Regions from separate parts of the Homo sapiens genome. Here region 2 is linked to region 1. A link is a loop called in an ENCODE intact Hi-C map of the cell type or tissue named here. Cell type or tissue: IMR-90. All regions are shown on one strand. Links, peaks and the distances in the headings refer to the core of each region. The heading gives the core; the rest is flanking DNA.

The links. Peaks named below come from ENCODE experiments on the same cell type or tissue, not always from the same donor. Only the 100,000 strongest peaks of a DNase experiment are listed, where the experiment ranks them.
Region 2: it touches region 1 in a loop (4-fold over the local background); 3 of 110 quality-filtered maps call a loop at or near these places.

The regions. Positions count from the first base shown.
Region 1 is chr11:74,608,897-74,614,278 of GRCh38, forward strand. POLD3 (DNA polymerase delta 3, accessory subunit) reads left to right here. Exons shown (of 12, transcript NM_006591.3): 4 at 2,603-2,642; 5 at 3,982-4,114. Among named protein-coding and RNA genes, the nearest start is that of POLD3, 19 kb to the left of the region's middle. In IMR-90, for the core only: a CTCF peak has its summit at 2,616; DNase peaks (open chromatin) are centred at 2,645 and 2,875; H3K27ac peaks cover 250 bases.
Region 2 is chr11:74,867,816-74,873,197 of GRCh38, forward strand. All of the region lies in intron 10 of XRRA1 (X-ray radiation resistance associated 1), which reads right to left. Among named protein-coding and RNA genes, the nearest start is that of XRRA1, 79 kb to the right of the region's middle. In IMR-90, for the core only: a CTCF peak has its summit at 2,875 (motif pointing left); a DNase peak (open chromatin) is centred at 2,856.

The sequences.
Region 1 (5,382 bases), core at 241-5,240:
GTTTTAAGAGAAAATGCATTATGAGAACATTAATAATCCCAGCTCAAACTTATGGTTACACTTTTTAAAAAACTTATTTGATGTTTAGATTGCTGTTTTTTTTATGTTGTGAATTTTGGTGGTTCCGAACATTAACAAAAATATCTATTTGCTTTAGACAAATACACGAGGTTTAGAAAAGCAAAACCTGTATTATTACCAACAATTTGATTACTGAAAATAAGATTTCTTTGCAGTTCTTTGTCTGTAGGATATGTCCTGCTAAGGATGCACAGTCATCCTGTATTTTAGAATCACTTGAAATAATTCCTCACTGTACTGAAGCCACCAATTCAATATCTAGTTCAATTCAATTTTTTTTTTCCATTTTGCTTTCAATTGATAGGTTCCCTCCTTTCCCTTAGAGGTAACTGTTACATTGAGTTTGCCTTCTCCTTCCATTGTTTTTGATATATATATATATATATATATATATATTTTTTTTTTTTTTTTTTTTTTTTTTGAGATGGACTTTTGCCTGTTGGCCAAGCATTGGAGTGCAGTGGCGTGATCTCAGCTCACTGCATCCTCTGCCTCCCAGGTTTAAGCAGTTCTCCACCTCAGCCTCCCGAGTAGCTAGGATTACAGGCGTCCACCGCCACGCCCTGCTAATTTTTTTTGTATTTTAGTAGAGACGGGGCTTTGCCATCTCGGCCAGGCTGATCTTGAACTCCTGACCTCGTGATCCATCTGCCTCGGCCTCCCAAAGTGCTGAGATTACAGGCGTGAGCCACTGCGCCTGGCCTGTTGTATATATTTTTAATATAAGAAAATATATATTCATTTTGCCTCTCTTTGTTAGATAAATGTTTTCATACGTGCAAACTATTTTACACTCTGCTTTTTTTTACATAACAGATTCAGAGCATCACTCCACAGCAGTTATAGAAATATTCCTCATTAATTATTACAGCCACATAGTGCCACATTGATAGATATACCTTAGCTTATTCAGCAATCCCTTATTGGTAGTTGTTATTTATGATCTTTGGCTATTACAAATATTAATAGTGCTGTAGTGAATAGCTTAGTGTCTGTGTGTTTTGTATATTTTTGCTAGTGTGTTTTAGGGTTACATTCCTAGAGTAGGATTGCTCGGTCAAAGGGTGAGTGCATGTGTACTTTTGTTGGATGTTGCCAAATATCACTCTGCTTCTTGTTCCCACCAACAATGTATGAGAGTGCCTGTTTCCATATAGCATTATGTTATAATATGTTTTAGGGCTATTTATATTTCTTTTTCTGTGAACTGTCTGTTCCTACCACTTGCCCTTTTTTTTTTTTTTCCTTTTTTGAGACGAAGTCTTACTCTGTCACCAGGCTGGAGTGCAGTGGCACGATCTCAGCTCACTGCAACCTCTGCCTCCCAGGTTCAAGTGACTCTCCTGCCTCAGCCTCCCGAGTAGCTGGGACTACAGGCATGCACCACCATGCCCAGCTAATGTTTGTATTTTTAGTAGAGTCAGGTTTTCACCATGTTGACGAGGGAGGTCTCCATCTCTTGACCTCGTGATCTGCCTGCCTCGGCCTCCCAAAGTACTGGGATTACAGGCATGAGCAGCCACATCTGGCCTTTCTTGCCCATTTTCTAAAGAGTTGTTAGTCTTTGTTTTCTTTAATTTTAGAAGTTGTGTATTAACCCTTTGTGATGTAAGTTGCAGTTTTTTTCCGCTTTATCATTTGTTTTTGTACTTACGTTTTTTTTTCATTTAAAAGTTGCTTTTTTAAAATAGATTATTTCAGTTATTTCTGGATTTTGAATTATACTTAGGAAATGTTCCCTCTTTCTTAGCTTATAGCAGGTTATAGAATTCACACATGTTTTCATGTGCATATATGTGTTCTTCTCTTTTTTTTGAGACCAAGTCTCACTCTGTCACCCAGGCTGGAGTGCAGTGGCACAATCTCAGCTCATTGCAACCTCCGCCTCCCAGGTTCAAGTGATTGTCCTACCTCACCCCCCTGAGTAGCTGGGATTACAGGTGCCTGCCACCATGCCCAGCTAATTTTTGTGTTTTTAGTAGAGACAGGGTCTCACCATGTTGGCCAGGGTGGTCTCAAACTCCTGACCTCAGGTGATCCACCCACTTCGGCCTCCCAAAGTGTTGGGATTACAGGCGTGACCCACCACACCCGGCCTTATTTTTTACATTTAAATCTCTAATCCATTTAGAATTTATTTTGGTATATGATGTGAGGAACAGATCCAATTTTTATCTGGTTCCATGTGATTATACAGTAATTCTTATTAAATCACTCACTAAAAAGCCTTTGCTCACACTGATTTGAGATGCTGTATTTTTTTAATTGTAGTACTGAAATCTGTGCTAGATCACTTTCCTTAACCTTATTGAGAAGTTTTAAGATAAGCAAATTATTATTTTTTTTCCTGAAAGTAAGCAAATTAAAAGTGAGTCTGACTTTATTAAATTATAACATATGTTTTAAGGAGTGCCTGGTGTTTTCCTAATTTCACATCCAAGCACAATTGAATTATTGGAGCAAGGAAACTAAAATTGCAGATTCTTACATTAAGCACTAATAAAGTGTTATTTTCTTACAGTGCCACAAGGTTGCAGTAGTGAGAGAAGATAAATTGGAAGGTAAGTGTTTTAGTGACTTAGCAAGTTTTTCCTCTTATGGCATCAGTGTAGGTGCAATAAAAAATCTGCCTCTAACATCTGCGTATAATATATTTAGCTATTTAACTGAATAGCCCAATATTCATTTTATGAGTAGTTTTTAAAGCATGTTAAAATATGATACTACATCTGCCTGACTTCCCATTTTTAGGGCCAATAGTTGCTGACATTTATAAAGCACTTTTATCACAGAATTTCAAAACTCGTGACACATGCAGAAACTGTTATGAATACCATATGAGCTACCTCATCAACTGTGAAAAGACAGTGGCAGTTTTTTTAGGAAACAAGTTAAAGAATGCTTTTCTGGAAGTCAGAAAGACTTCTAAATAACTTCTAAATTAAATTTGTCTAACTGTTTCAAGACTATCAGTGCTACCGTTGGATTGTTTAAAAACCCAATTCAAAGGAATTTAATAACAGTCAGGGTCCTCATGATCTTGGACCTATATCTCAAGATAAAACCTGTACTGTTGTACTTTGTATATAAAGGCTCCTTGGCCTGCAGGCCCCATTTCACAGATTGGGACTGAGGAGGGTGGAGGGCAGCCACGCCAGGGACACAAAAAATATGTGTATTTTAAAAAGAAAGAGTTCCTGTCCATGGGGGTAGGGTGGGGGTATTTTACCAAATTTAACTCTGAAGTATTCAGAGTGGTGGGTTTGTCCACTTTTTACTTTCTGAATTCCCACAGTGTTAAGCAAAGCAAAATTTCTTTATTCTGTAGATATGTAATGATGATCTACTATGTGCCAAGCTCTATACTAGGCACTGGGGACATGGAACAAGTTAGCTGCAATCCCTTCCTTCGCGGAACCTAACATTTATTCTTGTGGTGTTCTTTTGTGTTTCTCTTCCGTAGACTTATCTAGTTAGTAGTGTTTTTATTACAGAGTTGCTTTCTCTAAACTAAAATTGAAATATATAAATGAATATTCTCAGATAGAAATTACTTAGTACTCTTTAATTATATGCTATAGTGTAAGGCTCTTTTCTGACCAAAAGAAAAAGATCATCGTAGTCATCATCAATCATTAATATTTACTAAGTGTCCACTGGATGAGTGATACCCTCTCAGGTGCTGTCCTTAGAAATGACTCACCACCACCTACCTTGTCATAATGTCCCCATTGCAGACAGAAGAGTTGATGTTTCACTGTATATGTGGCTGTGTGGCCTTTAGAGTTTTTTGGACCACCACAGATTACAAATGCTTTAATGCAGAAGGGTTTCTTGTTAAAGTCCCCACATGCTATGAAGTTTGTGTATTAACTGACTGCTTTTCCTGTTGACTTGTAGCAGTGAAGTCCAAGCTAGCTGTGACTGCCAGCATCCATGTGTACAGCATCCAGAAAGCCATGCTAAAGGACAGTGGGCCTCTGTTCAATACTGACTATGACATCCTTAAAAGCAACTTGCAGAACTGCAGCAAGTAAGCGTCTTAATGTTCCTTGTGGGCTTCTTTACGAATTGATTTTGTAAGATGTTTACACAGTGGCTGCCTCTTAAGAGTGAATGCCAAGTCTAGTAAAACCCCATTTATCTTGCAGTAAGAAACATGCCTGGTTTTATTAGTACATCATAAGGTGAAAAATAGCAGCCACAACCCATATTGAAAACCCCAGTGGACTCTCCATAAATCTATTTCTCATGTATTTATCCTGTCACTGCCACCAGAAATGTTTGTCGTGCCCTCTCTAACTCCCTTACCCAGTCTCTGCTTGTCTAAATCCTACCCATCCTTCAAGAACCAGTTCAAACGTTGTCCTTAAAAAAACAGTTCCTAATTTGATATCCCTCTACTTTTCATCCAAAAGCAACTTTTTCTTGAGCTTCCATAGCCAGGATCAGGTTTTTTTTTAAATCTTTTGTATCCTTAACAGCACAAGGAGGTAACGGACTATAATGCGTGTACATTTTGGAAATTGGTGGTCACAGGCTTGATTTGTGGCTTTGCTGCTTAGTAGCCCAGTGGCATTGGACAAATTACTTAAACTCTTTGAGCTTTGGTTTCTTTGCCTTTAAATTCAATGTAATAATGTCTCCTTTGTGGGGTTGTATTGATAATTCAGATCAGTTCCCCAGACATACATTGAGCACCTACTACTTTGACAGGTACTGAGCAAAATCATTTGAATTCATTCAGCAAATAACTCATGAGTACCTATGACATACCATACAGTATAGAGTGAATGTGCCCGCGTACCTTTTCATGTAACTGATGGGAGACAGGCAGTTATGGTACAGTGTAAGAGTACTGTAATAGGAGGAATATTGGGGGAAGATGTTGGCAGGGGCACTTATCTCCCACTTTTGGATGGATAGAGTGAGGGGACAAGACTGTTATGACTTATGACACAGAAGGTTATGATATCTCAGTTGAGGCCTGAAGGCCCAGTAGAAATAGCCAGGCAAAGGAAAAATGAGAGACTAAGGACAGAGCTAAGAGAGAAAACATGCTTGTGCAGAACCATGATCGTTTTCTATGGGTGCAACTTAGAGTGAAAGGTAGGAAATAATTAGATAGAAGACTAAAGAGGCCAAGCAGGAATTACATTATGCTTTGACTACTAGGATAAAAATTTAGACTCTATTCTGAGAGCGCTGGGGAGCCACTGAAAATATTTAAGCAGATGGAGTGAAATTATCAAAATTGCATTTTAGAAAGATTGCTCTGGTTGCAGTATTGAAGATAAATCA
Region 2 (5,382 bases), core at 87-5,086, 260 kb after region 1:
CTAGAGAGAAAGGACAGGTCACCTACAAAAAAAAACCCATCAACTAACAAACAGCAGACCTTTCAGCACAAACCAGAGGAGAATGGGGGCCTATAGTCAATCTTTTTTTTTTTTTTTTTTTCTGAGACAGAGTCTTGCTCCCGTCATCCAGGCTGGAGTACAATGGTGCGATCTTGGTTCACTGCAACCTCCGCCTCCCAGGTTCAAGTGATTCTCATACCTCAGTCTCCCAAGTAACTGGGATTACAAGCATGCGTCACCGCACCTAATTTTTTGTATTTTTAGTAGAGACAGGGTTTCACCATATTGGCCAGTCTGCTCTTGAACTTCTGGCCTCAAGTGATCCACCTGCCTCAGCTTCCCAAAGTGCTAGGATTACAGGTATGAGCCACTGCGCTGGGCTCAACATTCTTAAAGAAAAGAATTTCCAACCAAGAATTTCATATCCAGCCAAGCTAAGCTTTGTAAGTGAAGGAGAAATAAGATCCTTTTCAGACATGCAAATGCTAAGGGATTTCATTACTATCCGACCAGATATGCCTTACAAGAGGTCTTGAAGGGAGTGCTAAACTTGGAAAGAAAAGACTGTTACCGGCCACTACAAAAACACACTTAAGTAAATAGACCATTAACACTATAAAGCAACCACATGAACAAGTCTGCATAATAATGAACAAATCCTCACATATCAATATTAACTTTGAATATAAATGAGCTAAATGGCACAGAGTGATCAGTTGAATAAAGAAGCAAGACCTGATGGTATGCTGTCTTCAAGAGACCCATCTCACATGTGATGACACCCATAGGCTGAAAGCAAACGGATGGAGAAAAATCTACCAAGCAAATGGAAAAGAGAAAAAAAGCAGGGGTTGTTGAAATTATTCTAAACTCAGACAAAACAGACATTAAACCAACAAAGATTAAAAAAAAAAAGACAAAGAAGGATATTATATAATGGTAAAGAGCTCAATTCAACAAGAACTATCCTAAATATATATGCATCCAACAGAGGAGACCCAGATTCAAAAAGCAAGTTGCTTTTAGAGACATATAAAGAGACTTGGATAAACATACGATAATTGTGCAGGACATGAATACCCCAATAATAATATTAGATCATTGAGGCAGAAAACTGACAAAGATATTAATGACCTGAACTCAATACTTGACCATATGGACCCAATTGACATCTACAGAACACTCCACCCCAAAACAACAGAATATACATTCTTCTCAGCTGCACATGGCACATATTCTAAAGTCAACCACACAATCAGATATAGAACAATCCTCAGTACAATTTTAAAAAAAAATGAAATCATACTAACCACACTCTTGGAGCACAGCACCATAAAATAGAAATACTAAGAAAATTGCTCAAAACCATATAATTACATTGAAATAAACCTGCTCCTGAATGACTTTTGGGTAAATAATGAAATTAAGGGAGAAATCAAGATATTCTTTGAAACTAAAGGAGAACAAAGAGGCAACATACTGATACAGGAGGTAGAAAGAAATTATTTAGGCAGATAGGGTAAAAGAGTCCTCAGCAAAGCTTCCCTTTTAGCAAGAAGCAGCCCAAGAAATTATTTTTTTCTAACAAAGAGCAGCCTGAAAAACTGAGCTGAAAACATAGATAAGCAAGCTGGAAGTTTGCATGGGGGAATGCCAGCAGTTGTGCCAATAGAAAAGGGCTACCTGGGAGCCAGGCATGTCCAACATGGAGGCTCCATCTTTTCTTTTTTTGTTAATATGTGTACAGTAAAGGGATGGGCAACATGGTGCAGGCCAGGCAGAGGACCTGCCTGCATATTAGAAGATTAGTATGGGGGCGACCATTTTTTTGTGCCCTATGCAAATGACAAACCTAGTTCTAATGAGTTTTTCATACCCTATGCAGATGGCACACCTGGTCCAACCAATCTTTCACACCCTATGTAAATCAGATACTGCCTCCTCATCAGGCACCTATAAGAGCCCCTGCATTTAACCACAGATCTGACAAGCCATTTCTCTGGGATCCCCCTCTCCAGCAGAAAGCTATTCTCTTTCACCTATTAAACTTCCACTCTTAACCTCACTCTTTGTGTGCCCAGGTCCTTGATTTCCTCAGCCATGAGACAACAAACCTCGGGTATCACCCCCAACAATGAGGCCACTTCATTGTGGGGCCCATCTGGGATCCAAGGTAGATTCATCAGAAGGGTGAGTATAGGAGCAGACCCCAAATCTTTACTTTCATTTTGGGGCCTTCTGCCCTCCATTTTAAAATAAAACCAAAAACATTCGGTGTCTGATGGCCACCTAGATGCCCTTAGGGAATGCCACCCATCTCAAGACTTAGACAACAGGCTTGCTCGGGAGAACTTAGTGAATCCCTCGGTACCCTCAGGGTGCTGGGAATGTTGACTGTGTTTCAAACCAGTTTCCTTTCATGGAGAGCCTAGCTATTGCATGGGGCTGGAAGAGGTCCAGAGGCAACTGATAGTTCCTGGCCAGGGCTACACCCAGGTGTTACCCGAAGGCTTCTGGATTAACCTCAGACTCTGACTGCCCACTGAGCATCAGTAACAGGATCTCCAAGCTTTTCCTATTGCATTTTTCCTTCTTTCCTGTCGACTGCCATGTCTCCTATCCCCTCTCTGTATGAAATGCTGTGGGAATTTTTACACTTCAGGGAAATAATCCTGTTAGATAGCATCAGCAAATGCCATAGTAACCAGGAATATAATGCAAAGGATTGCCATTTTTGTGATTTTCTAGGAATAGAAAGGATCTCCCTTTCCCTGGCAGTGAGCATCTCTCTCCCCGCTTGCTCTGGAGATCACATGGTATTTCAAGGTCTACAGCACCACCTAGTGGAATAGAAATCCTCTCCATGAGGTACCTTGTCAGCCCTTTGCCTAAACACTCTAGTTTTCCAATTCTCCTCCCCTTTTGTACTCCTCTACTAGAGGCCAGGCTTTATGCTCCTTCTGTGAATGGGAAAACTCAACAATGAGGAGGAAAATGCCCTCCAAAACCAAATTTTAGTTTTGATATTGTCCCATCAGCAGGAAAACCACCATTCAGTTCCTACATTCTTTTAAGGCACTTATTCTGCCTCTCATTAAAATGGTACTTAAATAGTAAGGGGATGTAATGTCTTAAAGTTAACCAGAACCACTGCCTAACAATAAATATTTTAGTCCAGGCCATAATAGCAGTATAGAGCTCAACCCAGTACACTCTCTCCATTAAAGGGCCTTGCAAATACAACTGTTATATAGTCTTTCCCAAGAGCCATCTATCAGGTAGCCACATAGATCACAGAAGTTAGGAAGTCAAAGGGAAATCACCAGTGGAGGATTAGAGTTGCATGGGTGAGTGTGACTAAATCCATCACTTAGCTTCTCTAGATCCATGCCTGAGGGACATGCCTGCATCCAAGAGTAGCACCTTTTAACAGATGCCGAGGCTCAGGGAACCAAGAAGGGAAAACAGTTGGGGGATGCTCCCATTGTCTTCCTGTCTACCTTGGGCCATTCTAAAGGAAGGAGGGGAATAAGGGACTCCTTGTCTCCCCTAGCTTTCTAGCCATCTTTAGCCTGCACCCCGCTCAAGTGCATTCTGAAGCACTGAGACTCCTTTAATCCTGAAACTGCTTTTGCACAAGGGCATGGCCTTCTTACTAGACCTTTGCATGCACTGGACAATCAACCAAGCTCTTTTAGCAGTCATATCAGGCAATCCAAAAGGTAATGATTCCCCAAAACTAAAAAAGCAACTTCAGGCAGCTATTGAGTGTCCCGGCTCTTCCTGTCCCCCTTATTTAGGGCCCCCTCCAACTGTGCCATCAGCTCCTCTAGTTCCACTATCTCCAAAATTCCCCACTCCCCCAGCTTCACTCTTACCCCTGCAGGAAATGACCAATGGAGGTGATGCCACTAGGGTTCAAGTTCCTGTCTCATTGCATGACCTTAGGCAAATAAAGGGATACTTAGGCTGATTTTCTGATGACTCCGATAGGTATAAAGAAGCTTTCCAAAATTTAACTCAGGTGTTTGACCTCTCATGGAGAGATGTTATGCTGCTCCTAAGCCAAACCCTAACCGCAGCTGAAAAGCAGGCAGCTCTGCATGCATCAGAGAAATTTGGAGACAAGCAGTATGTTTCTTACAGTAGGCCAAAAAGGAAAAGAGAAAATAGGGAAGGTGAAGAGATAGGGGAACCATCATTCCCAGTAGAGAAGAGAGGCAGTACCTCTTGACAACCCTGATTTGGAACCCTGATGACTCCACAAATGAATGGAAAAGGAAACACTTATTAATGTGCATATTGGAGGGCCTATAAAGAACTAGGAGAGCCAAACCTCTTCATTACTCTAAACTGTCCAAGATAAACCAAAAGCCAGATGAGAATCCTGCAGCCTTTATGGAAAGGCTGAGAGAAGCACTAATAAAACACACCTCCTTATCCCCTACTCAGTCAAGGGACAGCTAACCCTCAAGGACAAGTTTATTATACTGGCAGCTCCCAATATTAGAAGGAAACTGTAGAAGCAGGCTATAGGACCAGATAGCACCTTGAAAAACCACTTGAGGGTGGTTACCTTGGTCTTTCATAATAGGGACCAGAAGGCGGCCCTGGAGAAAGAGAGGAAACGCGAGAGAAGGCAGAGGCTCTAGTAGCTGCTTTGCAAACTTGCAAAGTCCAGGATCCCCAAGGTGTATCCATTAGTTGCTACCAGTGTGGCAAGTCAGGGCACTTTAAGAAGGAGTGCCCAGGCAGCAAGTAGAAGCCACCCCAACCATGTCCAGCCAGTGGTTGGGACCACTGGAGATCAGACTGCCCCTGGAGATGGAGGTCACTGGGTTCAGAACCAGTCTCACAGATGGTCCAACAGGACTGTTGGGTCCTGGGGTTCAGACCCCTGGCTCCAGCAGCTGAAACTGTCATTACTGCACAGGAGCCCCAGGTGATTCTGAAAATTGAAGGAAGGAAGGAAGGTGGACCTTCTTCTAGACATTGGAACCAGCATCCCTCTTCTCCCTAATCCCCTTTTCCCATAGCATGACCATGATGGGCATCTCAGGTAAAGTTCTAACCTGATATTTTTCTCAACCCCTTAGTTGTAGTTGGGAGGACCTATTATTTACTCATGCCTTCTTACTCATGCCTGAAAGTACCACTCCTTCATTAGGCAGAGACATTTTAGCTTGCATGGGGGCCAGCATCCTTATAGCCCCAAGACAAACTCTTTGTTTCCCCCAGGTGGAAGCTATTATTAATCCAGAAGGGTGAGCAACTCAAGGAAAAATAGGCCAGTTCAGATCCATCTTAAGGATCCCACTGCTTTTCTTAACCAGAGACAATATCCCCTAAAGCCAAGGCTAG